Regions from separate parts of the Homo sapiens genome. Here region 1 is linked to region 2. A link is an interaction called in ENCODE POLR2A ChIA-PET data of the cell type or tissue named here. Cell type or tissue: MCF 10A. All regions are shown on one strand. Each heading gives the region's core, and the rest is flanking DNA. Links, peaks and the distances in the headings are about the cores only.

Region 1 (2,918 bases), core at 162-2,661, 140 kb before region 2:
TGAGAATTTAAGGAAGCCCAAACACAGACTAGGTATTAGATATTAGGAAATTATTATTAATTTTGTCAGATGAGATAATTATATTGGGGTTATCATTATTTATTTATTTAGAAACAGGGTCTCGTTCTGTCACCCATGCAGTGGTGTGCATAGCTCACTGCAGCCTCAAACTCCTGGGCTCGAGGAATCCTCCCACCTCAACCTCCTGTGTAGCTGGTACTACAGGTATGTGCCATTATGTCCGGCTAATTGTTTTTTATTTTAGAGACAGGGTCTCACTATGTTGCCCAGGCTGGTCTCCAACCCCTGGGCTCATGTGATCCTCCCACCTCGGCCCAAAGCACTGGGATTATAGGTGTAAGGCACTGTGCCTGGCCAGAGTTATCTTGAAAAAGGAAAAAAAAAAAAGAGTTTTTAGTCTGTTTTGTGTTGCTATAACAGAATACTTGACACTGCATATTTTATAAAGAAAGAAGCTTACTTAGCTCATAGTTCTGCAGGCTGGGAAGTTCAAGAGCATGCCACTGGCTTCTAGCAAGGGCTCTGCTGCCTAGATATAATATGGTAGAAGGTCAAAGCGGGAGTGGGTATGTGCAAAGGGGCCAAGCCCTAAGAAAGTCCTTACTTTATAACAACCTGCTCTTTCAGGAATTAATCAGTTCCCAAGAGAACTAATTCAGTTTTGAGAGAGCAAGAACTCACTCACTATTGTGAGAATGGCACCAAGCCATCCATGAAAGTGGAGCCTCGTGACCTAAATGCCTCCCATTAGGTCCTACCTCTTAAAGGTTCTACCTCCCAACATCGTAGCATGGCAATTAAATTTCAACATGAGTTTTGGCAGGGACAAACCACACCTAAATCACAGCAAGTACTTGTCTGTTAGAGATACATACTGATACATTTACAGGTGAAATTAGGTAATGTCTGATATTTGCTTTATTTTTATTTATTTATTTATAACAGGCCAAATGGGAGTCACATGGTATTTGCTTTAAAATACACCAAGAAAAAAGATGGGGGAGGGTGAGAGGAATAGATGAGACAGTTTGGTAAAATGTTAACAGCTGCTGAAGCTGAAGCTGAAGCTGAGTGATGGGTAAATGGAGCTTTTTTTTTTTTTTTTTTTGAGATGGTGTCTCACTCTGTCACCCAGGTTGGAGTGCAGTGACACTATCTCTGCTCACGGCAACCTCCAAGTGATCCTCCCATCTCTGTCTCCCAAGTAGCTGGGACCACAGGCATGCACCACCACCCTCAGCTCACTTTTTGTATTTTTGGTAGTGATGGGGTTTCACCAGGTTGCCCAGGCTGGTCTGGAACTCCTGAGCTCAAGTGATCTGCCCACCTCAAACCTCCCAAAGTGCAGGAATTACAGGCATAAGCCACCAGGCCTGGCCATGGAGTTTTCATTGTAGTATTCTCTCCCTTAAAATACATTTTTAAGGTCTATAATAAAAGTCTTTTAAAAATCAGATGCTAGGTTTTCCTAAAGTCTGGTATAAAAGGCTTAAGAAAATACTATGGAACAAAAATGTAAACTTGAAAAAATTCAACTTATTATTATAATCTGGGGAAAATATCATTTTACTGATTTTTTTTTTTTTTTTTTTTGGTGAGATGGAGTTATGCTCTTGTCACCCAGGCTGGAGTGCAATGGCACCATCTCGGCTCACTGCAACCTCCGCCTCCCAGGTTCAAGTGATTCTCCTGCCTTAGCCTCCCAAGTAGCTGGGATTACAGGAGCCAGCCACCACGCCCAGCTGACTTTTGTATTTTTACAAATACAGGGTTTTACCAGGTTGGCCAGTCTGGTCTCGAACTCCTGACCTCAGGTGATCTGCCTGCCTCAGCCTCCCAAAGTACTGGGATTACAGGCGTGAGCCACCACGCCCGGCCCATTTTATTAGATTTTAAAACACTCCACACGTAGTCCCAGCTACTGAGGATGCCTGCTTGAGCCCAGGAGTTTGAGGCCGTAGGGCCTATGATCACACTTGTGAATAGCTACTGCACTCCAGCCTAGGCAACATAGCAAAATCCTGTCTCTAAAAAAGAAAAGAAAACAAAACAAAATAAAAACCAGAAAAAACCCATTAGAGTCTTACAAACTTCTATCTAATAGTCTCAGGTGATTTTATTTTTATTTTTATTTTTTTTAGAGATGGGGTCTCACTATGCTGCCCAGGCTGATCTTGAACTCCTGGCCTCAAGCGATCCTCCCACCTTGGCCTCTCAAAGTGCTGGGATTACAAGTGTGAGCCACCATGTCCAGGTCAAACTTCCATCTAGTAGTGGTACTTCCATAGTAGTGGTAGTTTTAATGTCTATTGAAAGAGAATACGACAAAAAGCAAATGTTAATATAGATAAGATCTAAAATAAATTTATGAGTTAATCACATGTGTATCAACTAGTGTAACTTGTACATGTGCTATTTTTTGTGTTTATTTTTAAAAAATTCAGAAAATGATGAGCAAGTATTTGGACTTGCAAACTTCCTGCAACAATGTCTACGCTTTTTAATATTTTCGCCAAGGTCAACAAATATCAAAGGTATCCTCTAGCAACATGATTTCAAGTTGCTAGTCTCAGTGGAGGCACAAATAAGTGTCTACTTACCTGTCAATTTGAATTATTCACATTTTCTTTCCACAAACTAATGTAAAGTTCATGGAATAAACTATTCTCAATTATGTGATTTTTCTGAGCCATGTTTTAAAATCACCATTAAACAAGACAGTTAAAAACAAAAAGTAGAAACAAAAAAACTACTATGTTCTTATAAAGCAGTGGTTCTCAAAGTAAATCATCACTGCACAACTCCCCCTCCCCACATTTGGCAATTTCTGGAGACATTTTTCATTGTTAAAACTGAGGGGTGTGCTAGGCAGGGTAGCTCACTCCTTTAATCCCAGT
Region 2 (2,918 bases), core at 89-2,588:
CTAGCTAACATGAACATGATTAAACCCCATCTCTACTAACAATACAAAAATTAGCCAAGTATGGTGGCAGGCACCTGTAGTCCCAGCTACTCAGGAGGCTGAGGCAGGAGAATTGCTTGAACCCAGGAGGCGGAGGTTGCAGTGAGCGAAGATCCCACCACTGCACTCCAGCCTAGGTGACAGAGAGAGATTCTGTCTCAAAAAAAAAAATTTTTTTTTTAGAGATGGGGTCTCCATATGTTCCCCAGGCTGATCTTGAACTCCTGAGCTCATGCAATCTTCCCACCTTAGCTTCCCAAAGTGCTGAGATTACAGGTGTGAGTCACTGTGCCGGCCTATTTTTAAGAATACATAAACATAGATTTTTGTGAGTATAACAGGGAAAGATATTGCCAACACTTTTTGCACTTAGGTTAGCTACTGACTTTTTGTTCTTCTTTTTCTTCTTTCCCAATACCGTGCAGTTTTACTCTTGATTTACCATGCAAGGAAGTGGCTGAGAGCAGAGGCAACAGTATGCTAGAAGCACAGAGATTAAAATGTTCTTCTGAATAGAATAACAATGGTGAAAGTGCTTTGCTGATCATTTTTTAAGTGGCTATTTCAAATTGTTTTTAAGAACAACTAGTGCTTTATAGGTTATTAGGAAATTTGTAGGTGTCACTTAAAGGTTCTAACAAACCTATGAGGTAGGTGTAATCTCCTTCTAAAAATTAGGAAACTAAATTACAGAAAAATGGAGTTGCTGTCTTACGGATACATATTTGACACAGCCAGGATGCAAATCGAAGTCTTTTGCTTTTAAGTCCATTGTTATGGGCTGGGTGCAGTAGCTTACGCCTGTAATCAAGCACTTTGGGAGGCCAAGGCGGGTGGATCACCTGAGGTCAGGAGTTTGAGACCAGCCTGGCCAACATGGTGAAACCCCATCTCTACTAAAAATACAAAAAAATTAGCCAGACATGGTGGCATGTGCCTATGATCCCAGCTACTTGGGAGGCTGAGGCAGGAGAATCACTTGAACCTGGGTGGTGGAGGTTGCAGTGAACCGAGATCACTCCACTGCACTCCAGCCTGGGTGATAGAGCAAGACTCCATCTCAGAAAGAATGGAGGGAGGGCGGGAAAAGAAATCCATTATTATTTATGATACCACCTTGCCCCAGACCGGAACCTGCAGTGACTTAATATGTTGCCATAATGTAATTCAAGTGCTGAGGAAACCTGAAACTCTATGACTCATAAAAATACATTACTGAGTTACTGACTGAGTGGCGGAAGTGGGTATTTGGGAAGGTTTGACTGGTGAAGGGAGAGATGCCAATAGTCATAGCATGCTCCACTGCACAATCTAAATAATGAGACACTGTCTTCTCAGACCTAACCTTTGATCTAATAAAAATAGAAGCAAACGCTTTTGTAACACTTACTGTATGCCAGGCACCATCATAAAGACTTTATGTGTAGTACTTCGTTTCATCTTCACAGCAACCTGTAAGGCAAGTTGTCGTTATTATACCCATTCTATGCTGAGAAAAGCCACTCAGCTATACTAGCAGAGCCAGGATTTGAAACCAGGCAGTCTGTTTCCAATTGTCCATACCACTGAAATCAACTAGGATCTTAGGAGCAGGTGGAGTAGTGGCCAGAATCATTTATTACTCTGCATCAGTCACAGTGCTCATGTTTCGTTTTATATTTATTTTCTCTTTTAAGTTCTATGATAACTTTGTGGGGTGGATATTATCTTGATCTTCCAGATTAGAAAAATGGAGGCTCAGAGAGGTTCAATAACACATCTAAGGTTACACGAGTAGTAAGCAGTGGAGCTGTGATTTGAACCTAGGTGTTTCTGACAACCTTTATAATTTTGCTTACGTCCATGAATGTCAAGGACTCAAACCAAATGTCTGACTTCCCAAAATCAGAGGACCACAAGAGTCATCCTGGGGTGTGCTACTCCTCTGAAATGCAATGGCTACTGCTGCCTGACATACAGGATGACAGGAGAAGACAAATACCTGTGTCTAGGGTTTGTCAAATGCTTCGCAGCTAGCAGTCAGAACAAGCAAATTTCTTGGGGGTACCTGAAGCATCCACCAGATACCAATATTTAGAGAGTGCAGGTAAACTCTCAATCACTTAGCATTGTGACTTTTTCTTTTCTTTTCCTTTATTGTTGTTGTGTTTTTTTTTTTTTTTTTTTTTTTTGAGAAAGGGTCTCGCTCTGTCACCCAGGCTGGAGTGCAGTGGCACGATCTCGGCTGACTGCAGCCCCCGCCTCCCGGCTTCAAGCGATCCTTGTGCCTCAGCCTCCCAAGAAGCTGGGACTACAGGCATGCGCCACCATGCCCAGCTAAGTTTTTAATTTTTAGTAGAGACAGGGTTTCACCATGTTGCCCAGGCTGGTCTTAAACTCCTGACCTCAAGTGATCCACCCACCTCACCCTCCCAAAGTGCTGGGATTACAGGCGTGAGTCACCACGTCTGGCCATCTTTTTTAATTTTAAGATAGAGATGACCTTTCACCATATTGGCCAGGCTGGTCTTGAACTCCTGACCTCAGGTGATCCACCCCCACTCAGCCTCCCAAAGTGCTACAGGCAGGATTGTGTTCAGCCCTTTTTTCGTTTTTGAGGGATAGAGGAGTTTGAACAAAAGTTCAGAGAACAAGGCCGGTGCTAAGTGGCTCATGCCTGTAATCCCAGCACTTTGGGAGGCCGAGGCGGGTGGATCACAAAATCAGGAGATCGAGACCATCCTGGCCAACGTGGGGAAACCCCGTCTCTACTAAAAATACAAAAATTAGCCGGGTGTGGTGGCGCTTATCTGTAGTCCCAGCTACTCGGGAGACTGAGGCAGGAGAATTGCTTGAACCCAGGAAGTGGAGGTTGCAGTGAGCCGAGATCGCACCACTGC

The links. ChIA-PET counts read pairs that join two places held together with the same protein. Peaks named below come from ENCODE experiments on the same cell type or tissue, not always from the same donor. Only the 100,000 strongest peaks of a DNase experiment are listed, where the experiment ranks them.
Region 1: POLR2A ChIA-PET joins it to region 2 with 5 read pairs; 3 of 35 experiments call an interaction of 5 or more read pairs at or near these places.

Annotation. Positions count from the first base shown.
Region 1 is chr12:95,241,573-95,244,490 of GRCh38, reverse strand. All of the region lies in intron 1 of VEZT (vezatin, adherens junctions transmembrane protein), which reads right to left. Among named protein-coding and RNA genes, the nearest start is that of VEZT, 25 kb to the right of the region's middle. In MCF 10A, for the core only: no CTCF peak of the experiment used is centred there; no DNase peak of the experiment used is centred there.
Region 2 is chr12:95,101,736-95,104,653 of GRCh38, reverse strand. The region is part of intron 14 of FGD6 (FYVE, RhoGEF and PH domain containing 6); the gene reads left to right. Among named protein-coding and RNA genes, the nearest start is that of NR2C1, 30 kb to the right of the region's middle. In MCF 10A, for the core only: no CTCF peak of the experiment used is centred there; a DNase peak (open chromatin) is centred at 1,273.